2 separate regions of the Homo sapiens genome follow, and region 2 is linked to region 1. A link is a loop called in an ENCODE intact Hi-C map of the cell type or tissue named here. Cell type or tissue: chondrocyte. All regions are shown on one strand. Each heading gives the region's core, and the rest is flanking DNA. Links, peaks and the distances in the headings are about the cores only. Region 1 holds the start of SNHG32 (small nucleolar RNA host gene 32). Region 2 holds the start of MIR1236 (microRNA 1236).

What was found. Hi-C counts contacts between places; a loop is a spot of excess contacts. Peaks named below come from ENCODE experiments on the same cell type or tissue, not always from the same donor. Only the 100,000 strongest peaks of a DNase experiment are listed, where the experiment ranks them.
Region 2: a loop joins it to region 1, with 4 times the contacts of the local background. A loop is called at or near these places in 12 of 110 quality-filtered maps.

What each region holds. Positions count from the first base shown.
Region 1 is chr6:31,832,373-31,840,697 of GRCh38, reverse strand. It overlaps SNHG32 (small nucleolar RNA host gene 32), which reads right to left and starts at 5,782. Exons shown (of 4, transcript NR_160953.1): 1 at 5,498-5,782; 2 at 5,247-5,287; 3 at 3,263-3,462; 4 at 937-1,155. It overlaps SNORD48 (small nucleolar RNA, C/D box 48), which reads right to left and starts at 5,435; the gene lies at 5,372-5,435. SNORD52 (small nucleolar RNA, C/D box 52) reads right to left here and starts at 3,622; the gene lies at 3,559-3,622. RefSeq lists an enhancer at 5,947-6,645. In chondrocyte, for the core only: CTCF peaks have their summits at 3,555 and 3,754; a DNase peak (open chromatin) is centred at 6,117.
Region 2 is chr6:31,948,897-31,957,221 of GRCh38, reverse strand. It overlaps CFB (complement factor B), which reads right to left. Exons shown (of 18, transcript NM_001710.6): 8 at 8,261-8,325; 9 at 7,878-7,979; 10 at 7,665-7,802; 11 at 7,075-7,172; 12 at 6,819-6,936; 13 at 6,450-6,603; 14 at 6,278-6,354; 15 at 5,978-6,078; 16 at 5,749-5,881; 17 at 5,618-5,667; 18 at 5,138-5,347. The coding sequence ends at 5,192. It overlaps NELFE (negative elongation factor complex member E), which reads left to right. Exons shown (of 11, transcript NM_002904.6): 3 at 212-281; 4 at 384-529; 5 at 1,929-2,003; 6 at 2,126-2,163; 7 at 2,330-2,667; 8 at 2,780-2,924; 9 at 3,088-3,142; 10 at 3,391-3,493; 11 at 4,824-5,135. The coding sequence ends at 4,921. MIR1236 (microRNA 1236) reads left to right here and starts at 282; the gene lies at 282-383. In chondrocyte, for the core only: CTCF peaks have their summits at 4,492 and 4,697 (motif pointing right); no DNase peak of the experiment used is centred there.

The DNA of each region.
Region 1 (8,325 bases), core at 287-8,286:
CTTGAACCCGGGGAGAGGCTGCAGTGAACCCAAACTGCGCCACTATATTCCAGCCCAGGTGACAAGGTGCAACTGTCTCAAAAAAAAAAAGATGGCTAATTGGGTAGCCGTGGACACTTTACAATCATTAAAAAAAACTCAAATTCGGCCAGGCACAGTGGCTCACACCTGTAATCCCAACACTTTGGGAGGCTGAGGCAGGCGGATGGCTTGAGGTGGGTGGATCACCTGAGGTCAGGAGTTCGAGACCAGCCTGGCCAACATGGTGAAACCTTGTCTCTACTAAAAGTACAAAAAATAGCTAGGGGAGGTGCCAGGCGCCTGTAATCCCAGCTACTCAGGAGGCTGTGAGGCAGGAGAATCACTTGAACTCAAGATGCAGAGGTTGCAGTGAGGCGAGATTTTGCCATTGCACTCCAGCATGGGCAACAAGGGCGAAACTCCACCTCCTCCCCTGCCAGAAAAACCATCTCAAATGATTGTCAAAAGTCTAGTGTATTATACATAATACTATGTCACCCAACCAAGAATCTCTAATATTAGGCTTAAGAGTTAAGCCTAACTCAGCATTAACTAGCTCACGGGGCTTCATCTTTCTTTTTTTTTAAGACGGAGCCTGTCGCCAGGCTGGAAGTGCAGTGGCACGATCTCGGCTCACTGCAACCTTGGACTCCCTGGTTCAAAGCCATTCTCCTGCCTCAGCCTCCCGAGTAGTTGGGATTACAGGTATGTATCACCACACCCAGCTAATTTTTGTCCTTTTTTTGTTTTAGTAGAGACAGGGTTTCACCATGTTGGCCAGGATAATCTCAATCTCCTGACCTTGTGATCCACCCACCTCGGCCTCCCAAAGTGCTGGGATTATAGGCATGAGCAACTTGCGCCCAGCCCCCTTAATCTTTTTGTACCATTGTTCTGAGACCAAACCACGTCTTCTTTACTTTAAAATGCTTTATTGGAATTATTTTGATAAAAGCAAATACTTGTATATAAGACAAATATAGGAAATAGAAGCTATCTACTTGAAGTGCCCCCTAATTTTCAGGCATTTTTCCCCCAATAAGGTGACAGCTGCTCACACAGGATAATACAGGAAAGTTGTAAGTTCTTAGGATATGCCCAGCACCAGGCGGAAGATATTGTGTCAGCAAATTCCTGAAAAATAATAAAAAGAACATTAGAACCATATGAGATGCACCAATAAAAAAACGATTTCATATCCTTTGCAGCAACATGGATGCAACCACAGGCCATGATCCTCAGTGAATCAATACAGAACAGAAAACCAGATACCATATGTTCTTACTTGTAAGTGGGAGCTAAATGTTGAGTATACATGGACATAAAGATGGCAACAGACACTGGGGAGAGGAAATGGGGCAAAGGTTTAATAACTATTGGGTACTATGCCCACTACCTGGGTGATGGGGATAATCCTACCCCAAACCTCAGCATCATACAATGAACCCAAGTAACAAAACTGCACATATACCCCCTAAATCTACAATAAAAGCTGAGGCTGGGCATGGCAGCTCACGCCTGTCAATTCCAACACTTTGGGAGGCCAAGGCAGAAGTGTTCGGAGGCCAAGGCAAGACAATCACTTGAGCCCAGGAGTTTCAGACCAGCTTGAGCACCATAGTGGGACCCCATTATCTACAGCTTTTTTTTTTTTGAGATGGAGTCTTGCTCTGTTGCCCAGGGTGAAGTGCAATGGCGCAGTGCAATGGCGCCATATCAGCTCACTGCAACCTCCACCTCCCAGGTTCAAGCGATTCTTCTGCCTCAGCCTCCCAAGTAGCTGGAATTACAGGCGCCCGCCACCCATGCCCAGCTAATTTTTGTATTTTTAGTAGACAGGGTTTCACGGTGTTGGCCAGGCTGGTCTTCAACTCCTGACCTCAGGTGATCCACCCACCTTGGCCTCCCAAAGAGCTGAGATTACAGGCATGAGCCACCACACCCATCCTCAAATTTAAAAAAAAAAAAATTAGCCGGGGATAGTGGTGCATGCCTGTAAGTCATTAGCTACTCCAAGGGTGAGGTGAGAGGTGAGCTTCCACCCAGGAGGTTGAGGCTGCAGTGAGCTGTGACTGCACCACTGCACTCCAGCCTGGGTGACAGAGCAAGACTGTCTCAAAAAATAGAATAAAATTGTCAGATGCTATGGCTCACACCTGTAATCCCAGCACTTTGGGAGGCTAGGGCGGGCAAATCACCTGAGATCAGGAGTTCAAGACCAACATGGTGAAAACTCCCATCTCTACTAAAAATACAAAATTAGCTGGGCATGGTGGCGCATGCCTGTAATCCCAAGTACTCGGGAGGCTGAGGTTACAATGAGCTGAGAATGTGCCACTGCACTCCAGCCTGGGCGACAAAGTGAAACTCCATCTCAAACAAAAAATAAATAAAAATACATGTTGCGGGCTGGGCTCGGTGGCTAATACCTGTAATCTGAGCACTTTGGGAGGTCAAGGTGGGCAGATCTCTTGGTCAGGAGTTCAAGACCAGCCCGGCCAACATGGTGAAACCCTCTACTAAAAATACAAAAATTAGCCGGGACTGGTGGCGCATGCCTGTAATCCCAGCTACTTGGGAGGCTGAGGCAGAATTGCTTGAACCTGGGAGGCAGAGGCTGCAGTAAGCCAAGAGTGTACCACTGCACTCCAGCCTGGATGACAGAGCAAGACAGTCTCAAAAAACACACAAAACATGTTGGGGTGGGGCACAGTGGCTCACTGAGGCAGGAGTTGAAGACCAGCCTGTGCACAAAGTGAGACCCTGTAATACAGTTTAGATCTGTCTCCCCACCAAATCTCATATTGAATTGTAATGGATCACTGGGGTGGATTCCTCATGAATGGCTTAAGCACCATCCTCCTTGATGCTGTGCTCATGACAGTCAGTTCTCTAGAGATCAATTTATTAAAAATGTGTGGCACCTCCCTGCCTTTGCTGCTGCTCTGGCCATGCTACATCCCTGCTTCCCTCTGTACCTTATGCAATATAGTTTCCTGAGGCCCCCACCAGAGGCTGAGCAGATGCCAACACCATGCTTCCTGTACATCCTGCAGAACCATAGCCAATTAAACCTCATCATGTAAGTAACTGGCCATAAAAACATGAATTACAGGAGATTGCCGGCAGGATGAAGGTGGATCAGGTGGGTTCAAAGATCCTCAGAGAAAAGCTCAGAGACTCTTGTCCAACCAGATCATCATTACCACTCCCACTGAGAGCCAAAACAAAAGATACTCACCATAGCAAGGAAGGAGAACAGGCATGGCTCTCCACCTCTCCCAGCCTGAAGGTCAAGTTGCAGGAATCACTGTCTAAGCATGACAGCCATACAAAGCTTCTCTCCATGAGGGGGAGATTCCAAACCTTAGACCTTCACTCAGATTAGTGCAGAATCTCTGTGAAGGTGCATTGTCCCTGGCTGGGCTTCCAGAGTTCATTCTAACAAGGTGAAAACAAGACAATTTGAAAATAAACAGAATTATGGCCCTCCCATTGGCCCTTCTGGAGACCCAAGTATCCAGTTCCCTAAATGAGTCAGAACTTAGTTTTGACATCATGACCAGCATCGGAGACTCTAGTCTGTGAAATCATCATTCCCAATTAGGGAGATCTGGATCAAGGGAAGCTCTTCTGGAAAGAGATCTAGTACACTCAAAGAAAACACAACAGTCCCAGTATATATTGATCTAACAAATGAGTCCAGGAGTGGACGTTAGAAAGGGAGGAGTAGAAAGTAATTTAAAACAGCAGAGAACAGCTCCACTGGGAGGCCCCAGTGTACTCCTATTTTGCAGTAGAAATGAGGGGAGGAGTCAGGTTACCCAGCCTTTAACAAAAATACGGGGATTTATTAAAACGTAAAAATACAGGCCGGGCAAAGTGGCTCACGCCTGTAATCCCGGCACTTTGGGAGGCCGAAGGGCGTGGATCAACTGAGGTCAGGAGTTTGAGACCAGCCTGACCAACATGAGTGAGACTCATGTCCCCCCGCCCCCTAAAAAAGTAAAAATAGAATAGTCACAAGGAAAATGATGTAAACTAAAAAGAGTAAGACTGTCCCCCCGCCCCCCAAAAAAGTAAAAATAGTCACAAGGAAAATGATGTAAACCAAAAAGTAATCTCTAGAAAGTCACCAACACCAGACGCAGCAACTCACCCCTGTAATTCCAGCACTTTGGGAGACTGAGGCAGGAGGACTGCTTGAGCCCAGGAGTAGAGACCAGCCTGGACAACATGGCAAAAGCCCGCTTCTGTAAAAAAACTAAAAATTAGCCAGGCGTGGTGGTAGCACGTGCCTGCAGTCCCAGGAAGCTGAGGTGGAAAGACCACTTGAGCCCTGACGGTGGATGTTGCAGGGAGATCCTGGCATTGCGCCCTGTCTCAAAAACAAAATAGCAAAAACAAACAAATGGAAGTCACCACCTGTGGTACATGGATTATAGCTCAAAAAAGAAAAAGTGGCCGGGCACAGCGGCTCACGAGGTCAGGAGATGGAGACCATCCTGGCCAACATGGTGAAACCCCTTCTACTAAAAACAGAAAAATTAGCCGAGTGTGGTGGCGCGGGCCTGTAGTCCCAGCTAATCGGCAGGCTGAGGCAGGACAATCGATTGAACCCGGGAGGCAGAGGTTGCAGGGAGATCGTACCATTGCCAGCCCGGGCAACAAGATCAAGACTCCATCTCAAAAAAAAAAAAAAAAAAAGGAAAAAATTGGCTAAGGTGGGAGAATCGGTTAAACCCGGGAGTTGAAGGCCGCACTGAATTGTGTTCTTGCCACTGCATTCCAGCCAGGGTGACAGGGAGGCTGTCTTAAAAAAAAAAAAAAAAAAAGGCCGGGCGCGGTGGCTCACGCCTGTAATCCCAGCACTTTGGGAGGCCGAGAGGGGCGGATCACGAGGTCAGCAGATCGAGACCATCCTGGCTAACACAGTGAAACCCCTTATCTATTAAAAAATACAAAAAATTAGCCAGGCTTGGTGGCATGCGCCTGTAATCCCAGCTAATCGGGAGGCTGAGGCAGGAGAATCGCTTGATCCCAGAAGGCGCAGGTTGCAGTGAGATCGTGCCACCGCACTTCAGCCTGGGTGACAAGGCGAGACTGTCTCAAAAAAAAAAAAAAAAAAAAGGGCAGGGAGGCGCATAATGCCCATGAACGAAAGCTTGCTTGGGAACAAAGCTTTCCGAAGAGGCATTCAAAAGGCTCTCGCACCTAATACTCACCTTTACTCAAGGATAACACGGCGATGAACGTCTTACAACTCCTAACGGGGAAATGAAACAGAACAAAAGATTAGGAATCTTGGCCATGAACTCGTTGAGCCTGAGAAATGCTGGACCGAGGGGGCGGTCAGAGCGCTGCGGTGATGGCATCAGCGACACACTCAAGAGTTACCTGGGGTCATCATCACTCCCTTCCTATCCCCGGGCGACCGCCACCCCCATTTTGCAATCACTCGCCCAACCCCACTCACAGTTGTTTTGAGTCAGCAGGGGCTGTGGGGCCGCTAGCCGAGTTCCCCCTGCCACGAGCTAGGTCAGTTCCAAGCAAAGACACCAGAAACTCCAGTGTGCAACGGTAGTTCACCCAACTGCACTGGGGACCGCCCTCTCCTACCCCAGCCAGGCCGCGACGTGGCCGCCCGCCGGCTGCTGCGCAAAGGCAGCGCAAGCCGTTGGGATCCCCTGCTCCCCCTCACTCAACAGTCGGGCCATTACAACTCTCATACTGCCAACCCACGAGCCCACTTCGCAAAAAGAACTAAAATGGCGAGGCCGGGGCCATTTATGGCGGCGCCGGGTTGGGGGCCTGACGGGTATAGTTGTTTTCTTATCTGCCTGGCTAGACGCGCGGCATTTTCCCCATTGTTTGTCCACACAGAAATAAAACAAAGTGAAAGAAAGACCAGGAAAGTATGTTTCACACTCCTCTGGGCAAATATTCGGAGATGCTTTCTGAATTTTGAAAAACAAAAAACAGGGATCTGTCTGGCCAGGCGGAAGAAAGTCCCCGGCGCCGGCCGGCCAGCGCCAGCCGGGTGCTGCTCCTAAGCCGTTTCCCAGCAGCCCATGGTCCGTTAATGACCCTGGGACTCTTCCCGCGCGCGCGCGGGCGCGCGCAGCTGCGCCAGTTTAGCGTCCAGCTACCCTGACACTTCGCACTCCGTTCCCCCAGCGAAATCTGAATTTGCCTCCCAGTTCGATCCCGCAGACTGTCAGGCACCCTAACCTTCAATTAAACAAAACAAAACAAAAACCAAAAACCCAAAAGGCAGGTCGGACGTAATAGGTCACGCCTGTAATCTCAACACTTTGGACAGGCCCAGGCAGAGGATCATTTGAGGCCCGGAGTTCGGGACCAGCCTGGGCAAATAGTGACACCCAACCCCCGTCTCTATTTATTTAAAAATTAGGCCGGGCGCGGTGGCTCACGCCTGTAATCCCAGCACTTTGAGAGGCCGAGGCAGGTGGATCACGAGGTCAGGAGATCGAGACCATCCTGGCTAACACGGTGAAACCCCGTCTCTACTAAAAAAAAATTAGCAGAGTGTGGTGGCGGCGCCTGTAGTCCCAGCTACTCGGGAGGCTGAGGCAGGAAAATGGCGTGAACCCAGGACGCCGAGCTTGCAGTGAGCCGAGATTGCGCCACTGCACTCCAGCCTGGGCGACAGGGCGAGACTCTGTCTCAAAAAAAAAAAAATTATTGAAACTCATAAGTCATTTCAAATCCTTTCTGGACCCTTTCCTATCGCCCCCATTTATAAACGCGTATGATGTTTGGTGATGTGTGTTGTGTGTGTTGGTATCTTTTTCTTTTTTGAGACGGAGTCTGACTCTGTTGCCCAGGCTGGAGAGCAGTGGCGGGATCTCGGCTCACTGCAACCTCCGCTTCCTCGGTTCAAGCGATTTTCCTGCCTCAGCCTCCGAAGTAGCAAGGATTACAGGTGCACACAACCATGCCTGGCTAATTTTTATATTTTTAGTAGAGTCAGGGTTTCACCATGTAAGCCAGGCTGGTCTCGAACTCCTGACTTCAGGTGATTTGCCTGCCTAGGCCTCCACAAAGTGCCAGGATTATAGGTGTGAGCCACCGAGCCTGGCCTCTTCCTTTTTTTTTTTTTCTTTTTCTTTTTTTTTTTTTTTGAGATAGGGTCTTGCTCTGTTACCCAGATTGGAGTGCAGTGGCATGATCTCGGCTTACTACAACCTCTGCCTCCCGGGTTCAAGTGATTCTCTTGCCTCAGCCTCCTGAGTAGCTGAGATTACAGGCATCTGCCACCACACCCAGTTAATTTTATATATTTTTAGTAGAGACAGGGGTTTTCACCATGTTGGCCCAGGCTGGTTTTGAACTGGTGAACCTCAGTGATCCTCCCACCTCGGCCTCCCAAAGTGCTGGGATTACAGGCGTGAGCCACCGTGGCCAGCCCAGTTCAGTGGTTTTCTCCACATTGGCTGCAAATTACAAACACCTGGGCAGCTTTAAATGTCTACACTGCCCTCTTTGAGATTCTGAATTGGCCTGAGAGAGGCCTGGCATCTGTATTTTTTTAGCATCCCTTAATCGTTTTATTGTTCCATTACGGTGGAGAGCCATGGCTCAAAGCTAAAGTATTTGTTCCCTCTACTGCCTGGCAAGTATATAAAAAAAAGATTAGCTATGGGTGGTGGCATACACGTGTAGTCCCAGCTAATCAGGAGGCTAAGGATCAATTGAGCCCAGGAGGTCGAGGCTGCCATGAACCGTGATCATACCACTGCACTCTAGCCTGGGCAACAGAGTGAGACCCTGCCTTAAAAAAAATATATATATATACAGAAAGCCCTAATTCCTGCTGTTTTGGCAGTTAAGCTGCCTTTACTAAGTGCTATGGTCAGAGGCTTTAGTTCCTCTTTTTTTTTTTTTTTTTTTTTTTGAGACAGAGTTTCGCTCTTGTTGCCCAGGCTGGAGTGCAATGGCGCGATCTCGGCTCACAGCAACCTCCGCCTCCCAGGTTCAAGCCATTCTCCTGCCTCAGCCTCCAGGGTAGCTGGGATTACAGGCATGCGCCACCACACCCGGCTAATTTTGTATTTTTAGTAGAGATGGGGTTTCTCCATGTTGGTCAGGCTGGTCTCGAACTCCAGACCTCAGGTGATCCGCCCGCCTCGGCCTCCCAAAGTGCTGGGATTATAGGTGTGAGCCACCGCGCCTGGCCTAGTTCATCTCTTTCATTAATAAAACAGGCCTTTAAGAATTGGCCCAAGGGCCGGGCATAGTGGCTCACGCCTATAATCCCAGCACTTTGGGAGGCCAAGGCAG
Region 2 (8,325 bases), core at 173-8,172, 120 kb before region 1:
AACCTCTGGGTTCCGTGGTTTGGTTAGATTAGGAATTTCCAGCATCATACATGATCTAGGGGACCAGAGGCAAGAGGCAGAGCACATCAGTGTACCACTCTGAGGGCATCAAGAAAGACGGTCCCTGGAGTGATGTGCCCAGGGGCCTTAGGAGAGGAACCGGCTAGGGGCTGGCCCTCACTTACCTCTCTCTTCTCACCCTTGTTCCCAGAAAAAGGCATTGCTGGCTCTGAAGAAGCAAAGTAGCAGCAGCACAACCAGCCAAGGTGGTGTCAAACGCTGTGAGTGACAGGGGAAATGGGGATGGACTGGAAGTGGGCAGCATGGAGCTGACCTTCATCATGGCTTGGCCAACATAATGCCTCTTCCCCTTGTCTCTCCAGCACTATCAGAGCAGCCTGTCATGGACACAGCCACAGCAACAGAGCAGGCAAAGCAGCTGGTGAAGTCAGGAGCCATCAGTGCCATCAAGGCTGAGACCAAGAACTCAGGCTTCAAGCGTTCTCGAACCCTTGAGGGGAAGTTAAAGGTGAGCACAAGCAGAAAGATTGTTTAAAGGGCATCCCTCCAAGTTGGAATGTAGATGGGTTTGGGGAAAAATATGCATACTCAAGCACTGGCAAATTGCTGTACCATTCTGAGTTTCACCTCTCATGTATAAAATGAAAAAACTAGACGACTCCTGAATTCTCCATTTTACAAATTCTGTGGTTCTAATCCACCTTGGATTGGAGCTCTTGGAATATGTTGCCCTAAGGGATGGAAAGGGCTGAAAATGTTATCAGGTTCAAGAGAGGTTCAAATAAACTGAATACATAATATATCGAGTCACTTATAAAAAATACCAGCTGGGCGTGGTGGCTCATGCCTGTAATCCCAGCACTTTGGGAGGCTGAGGTGGGCAGATCACTTGAGATTAGGAGTTTAAGACCAACCTGGCCAACATGGTAAAACCCCGTCTCTACTAAAAATACAAAAATCAGCAGGGTGTGAGGCCGGGCGCGGTGGCTCACACCTGTAATCCCAGCACTTTGGGAGGCCGAGGCAGGCGGATCACGAGGTCAGGAGATCGAGACCATCCTGGCTAACAAGGTGAAACCCCATCTCTACTAAAAATACAAAAATTAGCCGGGCGTGGTGGCGGGCGCCTGTAGTCCCAGCTACTTGGGAGGCTGAGGCAGGAGAATTGCTTGAACCCAGGAGGCGGAGCTTGCAGTGAGTCGAGATTGTGCCACTGCACTCCAGCCTGGGTGACAGCGAGACTCCGTCTCAAAAAAAAAAAAAATTAGCAGAATGTGGTGGTGCACACTTATAGTCCCAGTTACTGAGGAGGCTGAGGCCAGAGAATCACTTGAACCCAGGAGGCAGAGGTTGCAGTGAGTGGAGATCACACCACTGCACTCCAGCCTGGACGACAGAGCAAGATTCTGTCTCAAAAACAAAACAAAACAAGCCACAATGGCAGGTGCGGCAATGGCTCATTCCTGGTTAATTTCAGCACTTTAGGAGGCCGAGGTAGGAGGATTGCTTGAGCCCAGGAGTTTGAGACCAGCCCTGGCAACATAGTGAAACCCTATCTCTACAAAAAAAAAAAAAAATACAGAAATTAGCCAAGCATGGTAGAGCACATCTCTAGTCCCAGCTACTAGGGAGGCTGAGGTAGGAGGATTGCTTGAGCATGGGAGGTCAAGGCTGCAGCAAGCTACGATTGCTCTATTGCACTCCAGCCTGGACAACAGAGCAGGACCGTGTCTCAAAAAAAAAAAAAAAAAATAAGTAAAACCACGTCAAATAAGAAATGTATGTAGAATTAAAAGGGAAGAAAAGATCAGAGGAAACCTAGAAGAGGGTGAGGGAAGAGGAACACCTCTGGTCCATGGTTGGGCAACCTCCTGCTCCACACTGAGGTAGGTCTCTCACCACTCCAGGACCCCGAGAAGGGACCAGTCCCCACTTTCCAGCCGTTCCAGAGGAGCATATCTGCTGATGATGACCTGCAAGAGGTAAAGGCTCCTAATTTCTGTCCCTGAGGGGTTGGGGATGGAGGAATATGAGAGACAAATATATTTTGGACCACATGTCAGCAACTGGAAATCATCTTAACTGTTCTTGGTCTCTTTTACAGTCATCCAGACGTCCCCAGAGGAAATCTCTGTATGAGAGGTTAGAGAGTAGAGATAAGGCTGGGCCCATTTGGTGGAGTTGATTGCCTGAGTCCTTGGGAGGTTTGGGCTGTAGGAGCTGGGCTATAGAGGGAATATTGAGTCTCCACAGGGTCTGAGGGGAGAAGGTAAAACCCCCCTTTGATCTTCAGTCTGCATCTCCCCAGCTTTGTGTCTTCTAGTGATCGACTTCGAGAACTAGGACCAGATGGAGAAGAGGCAGAGGGCCCAGGGGCTGGTGATGGTCCCCCTCGAAGCTTTGACTGGGGCTATGAAGAACGCAGTGGTGCCCACTCCTCAGCCTCCCCTCCCCGAAGCCGCAGCCGGGACCGCAGCCATGAGAGGAACCGGGACAGAGACCGAGATCGGGAGCGGGATCGAGACCGGGATCGAGACAGAGACAGAGAGCGGGACAGGGATCGGGATCGGGATCGAGATCGAGACCGGGAACGGGACAGGGATCGGGAGCGGGATCGAGACCGAGACCGAGAGGGTCCTTTCCGCAGTGAGTGATTTTGGCTGGAGGTCAAGGTGACCTTAACTGAGGTTTATGTGGGTCCTACTAAGTGAAATGTGGCATGGTCTATGTCTTGTGACTATGATTTGTGCTCCCAAAGGGTCGGATTCATTCCCTGAACGGCGAGCCCCTAGGAAAGGGAATACTCTCTATGTATATGGAGAAGACATGACACCCACCCTTCTCCGTGGGGCCTTCTCTCCTTTTGGAAACATCATTGACCTCTCCATGGACCCACCCAGAAAGTAAGGATGACAACAGGGCATGATGAGAAGTCCTGGGAGAATCCTGGGGTGTGAGACCTGAGGGAAGAAGCTGCCCTCCCTGCAGCCGCCTATTATCACTGGGTTTGGTTGGGTCCAGAAGAGCCCCTTGGCTCTCCACTGACCGTGTTTTCTCTTATCCCAGCTGTGCCTTCGTCACCTATGAAAAGATGGAGTCAGCAGATCAGGCCGTTGCTGAGGTTGGAACTTCCCAAATCTGTTCTTCCCATCGCTTCTGCTGTTCTCATGTGTTCTCCTCAAAATACTAGATGCCAGGAAGAAGTTGGTTCCTCTTGATAAAGAAAGCCTCTCCCTATTCACACAGAAAAACTCACATTCTCAGATTCCTTATTCAGTCTCCTCCTAGGATAGCAACTCCTGGAATAACTTCTTTGGTTTATCTGTAATGTTTTCCTCCCCATCCTCTGCCTCCCCTCTTCTGCTTCAGCTCAACGGGACCCAGGTGGAGTCTGTACAGCTCAAAGTCAACATAGCCCGAAAACAGCCCATGCTGGATGCCGCTACTGGCAAGTCTGTCTGGGGCTCCCTCGGTAAGAATGGGATTCTTCCTTTCCCATCCTCTCCCCCACAGGCCATTCCTTTTGGTTCCCCCACACATCCTTGGGTTTCCTAGAGATGATCGAGGTCAGAGTGTGTGCGGAGGCTATGGGAATGGGAAGGAAAATTTCAGATCCTCTGTCAGTTAGAGGTAAAGAAAGGAGAGAAAAGGATTGAAAACAGCTTCCAAAGCAGTGACTGGAACAGGGAAGAAAGTGGGAGCTGGAGTGAGATTGGTGAGGAAGATGAGTGTCTCATGGGGCTTGTTCATTTTGAGATGGAGTAGAGTGAGTTTCATAAGTATTCGAAATCAGGGATCTGGAACTCAGGTGTGAGGTAAGGAAGGAAAACATAGATTAAGTCATCCACATCACAGGGTGGCTGCCAAACAATAGGATCATCAGGGAGACTCTGATTTCAGAGAAAAAAAAACGACCCAGGACTCAGTTTGAGGAGTACTCTGGGACTATGTTAGGAAACAGGACTGTTCACCTCACACCCCACATGTCCCCAGCTGTCCTGACATGTTAGGCTAACGTTGAGCCTAACGTTAGCAAAGGAGACAGGAGGAGGGGTCGGAGGGCTGGGAGCAGCACCGCAGGGGCCTGGGCCACTGAAGCAAAAGGACACACACTTTGAGAAAGAGGGAGTAGCCAGCAGTGTTGAGGCACAGAGATCACAGGATGGGAGTGGGTGAGAGAGATTCTCTGTAGCTCAAGGGTGGTGGGGATGGAACCATTGGATGGGGTGAAGAGAGTAACATGTCTGGTGGAGGGAGGAAAGAGGAAGGGGAAGAAACAGCTAGAGGCTTGAGAGAGAATGGTGAGGGCCAAAGCTACACCCTGAATGAGTTCTGGTGGAGCTAGTAGCATTTCTTAGTGTGAATAATCCATTTTCCCTGAAAGTAGATTTTCCTGGGAAAGGAGTGAGCAGAAAGAAGGGCTCAGCTACAGTGGCCCTTCAGGCAAAAGAAAGGAACTAGAATTGACCAGCATGTCAAAAAAGGGCTACAGAGGTTTTCTAGTTTTTAGCTTCTGACATACTGACTGTAAGTAGTGGGTTAATATCATTCACGTGTCTCAACAATGACATTTGGGATTTTTCTAAGAACAAAACATTCATCAAAATGTCCACTTATACTTTTCTTGGCCATGGGTTGGCACAAAGGAGCTAAGGAAGACAGGCCATCCTGGCCACCAGAGGGCAGCGTGGAAACTGGGCTTCCAGGGGCCAGTGGCCAGGAGTGAGGTGGTCAGGAGTCAGCCTCAGGGTCTGTTCTATGATCTCCTTTAGACCTTAACTGTTCCTCTCCTCCCTCCCTAGCTGTCCAGAACAGCCCTAAGGGTTGCCACCGGGACAAGAGGACCCAGATTGTCTACAGTGATGACGTCTACAAGGAAAACCTTGTGGATGGCTTCTAGGGAACAGAGCTGGATTCCTTGTGCCTCATATGCCCCAATGCTGGTCTCAGTAAAACACTGAGGTGGAAGCTTACACATCTCCCTCAGCCTCTGGTTTTTCAGCACTTGGGATTGGGGTTAAACCTTTAAAAACGGCTGTCAGGTTTGATCTCAGTGTAACAACATGGCCAGTGCCTGTTCCCCACTCCCTTGCCCCAAAAGGATCTGGAACACAGGTGTTGTCGCAGCTGTTTTAATTCAATCCCACGCCCCTGTCCAGCAGGAAACCCCTTATAGAAAACCCAAATCCTCATCTTGGAGTTTCTCCTTCAGCCAGGGCAGCACTTGAAAGAGGTTGATGTGAAAGTCTCGGGCGTGAGCAGGTACCTGCTTTTGCCGCTTCTGGTTTTTGCAGACATCCACTACTCCCCAGCTGATTACACCAACCTGCAGAGGCAGTGGGGTGCCATGGATCATTCAGTAGAATTCCTAATCCTGGAAGCATGGCTGTTCCTGCTTGTGTCTTAGCTGACCTAAAGGAATCAGACTAGGGACCCAGCTCAGCCTCGTTCTTGACACACGCAGGCAAGACATGCGGTCCTAAGGTGAGGCAGGCTCTGCCTACCTCGAATTACTAGCCACATGCATTGAGCTTTCCTGCTTTGGGGCCCATGCTGACCACTTGGCATCTCCCCAGATAGGAAAGGGAGGACTCACTTGAATGAAACGACTTCTCTTGTGAACTATCAAGGGGCCGCCAGAATCACCTGCAAGGAGAGGAGAAGCTGTAGAGAAAAGGACTGTTGGGCCTTGGGCACTTGTAGCACAACCAAAGAGCATTCTCTCACCTCTGCAAGTATTGGGGTCAGCATAGGGACTCACTCCTCCAGTACAAAGGAACCGAGGGGTGACCACCTCTGAGATGTCCTTGACTTTGTCATAGCCTGGGGCATATTGAGCATCTCTCTCACAGCTGCCTTTCTGTAGGGGAGGTGGGAAGCATGGAGAAGTAATGAACAGAAGTGGCTTAGGAAGGATTGGGGCCTAGAGTGCCTCCTTAGGATGCCCGTTTCTCACCTTATCCCCATTCTTGATGTAGACCTCCTTCCGAGTCAGCTTTTTCTCCTCCTCAGACACAAACAGAGCTTTGATATCCTGTGCAGGGAGCAGCTCTTCCTCTGGACGAATAGACTGCGTCACTTCAGCTGCTCCCACCACTGTCATCTCCCCATTGCCTTTGTCACTCAGTAGATGTCCCCTAAGCCCTTCTAGAGCTAGGTTCTGGGCCAGGCATCATCTCTTCCTATTGCACCTCCCTCTCATGCCCCACTTGTCTCTTGGGATCTCATCCTTATCCTCTTGCCAAGTATGTCTTACTTTGTTGCTGGCAAGTGGTAGTTGGAGGAAGCCTCAAAGCTCGAGTTGTTCCCTCGGTGCAGGGGAGACAAATGGGCCTATAAAGGACAAGGAGAACAGCAAACCAGGCCTGCTCCTCACCCCAGTCCTCCAGCCTTTCCCAGCCTTTCCTCAGGGATCTGGACGCTCTCACCTGATAGTCTGGCCATATTTCAGCTTATTCTTGAGCTTGATCAGGGCAACGTCATAGTCATAAAATTCAGGAATTCCTGCTTCTTTTTTCCCATTAATGTTGTAGTTGGGGTGAAATAGGACTACTTCTATCTCCAGGTCCCGCTTCTCCCCTCCTGAAGTAGGAGAGTAGGTACCACCTCTTTGTGGGCAGCTTCCTGCCTCTGGCCCCGTGTCATTCCTAACTTCACGTCTTCCCCCATCCCTGACTGGTCTGGGGTGCAAGGAATGGGGCTGCATTGAGGATGGGTGGAGTGTAGGATCTGTAGAAAGTGGGAGGTGTTGCCTGGAGAGCATAGGTGCAGCCCAGGACCTTCAGTTGCATCCTTACCTACGCTGACCTTGATTGAGTGTTCCTTGTCATCCACAGTGAAACAATGTGCTGCTGTCAGCACAAAGTACTCAGACACCACAGCCCCCATACAGCTCTCGTGTCCCTTTGAAGGGCGCTGGGGACACAACAGTAGAGAGGGAAAGCTCAACTTTCACAAACCACCATCTCTTATGGCCATTTTTTCCTTCCCCTACTCCCATTTCACCTTGACCTCACCTCCCCCAAGTCCCCACTACTGGGATTCTGTGCTTACAATGACTGAGATCTTGGCCTGCCATGGTTGCTTGTGGTAATCGGTACCCTTCCTGTGTTCCCAAACCATGCCACAGAGACTCAGAGACTGGCTTTCATCTGGCAGAGAAGGAGAATGTGCTGAAAACTCGGAACACTTCATTCCCAAATGGCAGCAGCCTTTTGGGTAGGAGTCTATGGGGAGCAAAGGCCCAAAAGGAGAAAGGGAAAGACCACGGGTATTTGTTTCCTCGTGTTAGGAGAAAACTGCTATGGTGGACTGAAAAGGGAAAGAACTTGGGATCAAGCTGTCAGAGGCCTGGCTGTTTTCAAGCCCACCCTTGTTGCTAACTTGCTGTCCCTTGACCTCCTTTGGCTTCTGTTTCCACGTGTCAAATGTAGGACTATAGAAAGATCTCTGAAGTGCTCAGAGCTCTGTGATTCTAAGGTTAAGTGAACAGTGCCAGGAAACAAGAATAGTGACACTGAGGTAGAGAAGGAGGAATGAAGAAGGCTTTCCAGGCAACTAGAGCTTCAGGTGTAGAGGAAGAATGAATTACTTCAGGGGAACCTGAGGAGAGTTGTGTTCTTTATTCCCTTGTATCTCCCTACCGATCATTTGGTAGAAAACATCTTCCAGGTTTTCCATATCCTTGACTTTGAACACATGTTGCTCATTGTCTTTCTTGGAAGCCAAAGCATTGATGTTCACTTGGTTCACCAAAGGCCCGACCCCAAACACATAGACATCTGAGGGATAAAAAGGAAGGATGAGGGTCCAAGCCCTGAGGAAGTGGGGTGCTGGGTCCTAGGCAGGTTACTCACCCAGATAATCCTCCCTTGGGTTTTTGCGATCCTTGCCAATGTATAGCAAGTCCCGGATCTCATCAATGACAGTAATTGGGTCCCCGCCCATGTTGTGCAATCCTGCAGAAGAGACAGGACCATGAGGGTAGGAGATAAGGAAGATAAACTGGCTAAAGGCAGGGATACACATGGCAGGGTGAGCAAGTTGAGGAAGGGTTAGAGATAGTTGATCACAGGGCTTAGGAAGAATTCCTTATGAAGGGTCACAGGAGAGATGAACAGCCAGCTATGAGTCACATTCAGGGCCCCAACCATGGGTATAGTGTTACAAGTGGACTTAAGGGCCACATGCTGGTCTGAGAAGGTGGGGAGGCTGGGACAGGAGAGAGGTCCCTTCTGACCATCAGTCATGAGGATGATGACATGGCGGGTGCGGTTCCAGCCTTCAGGAGGGACGTCATCTGGC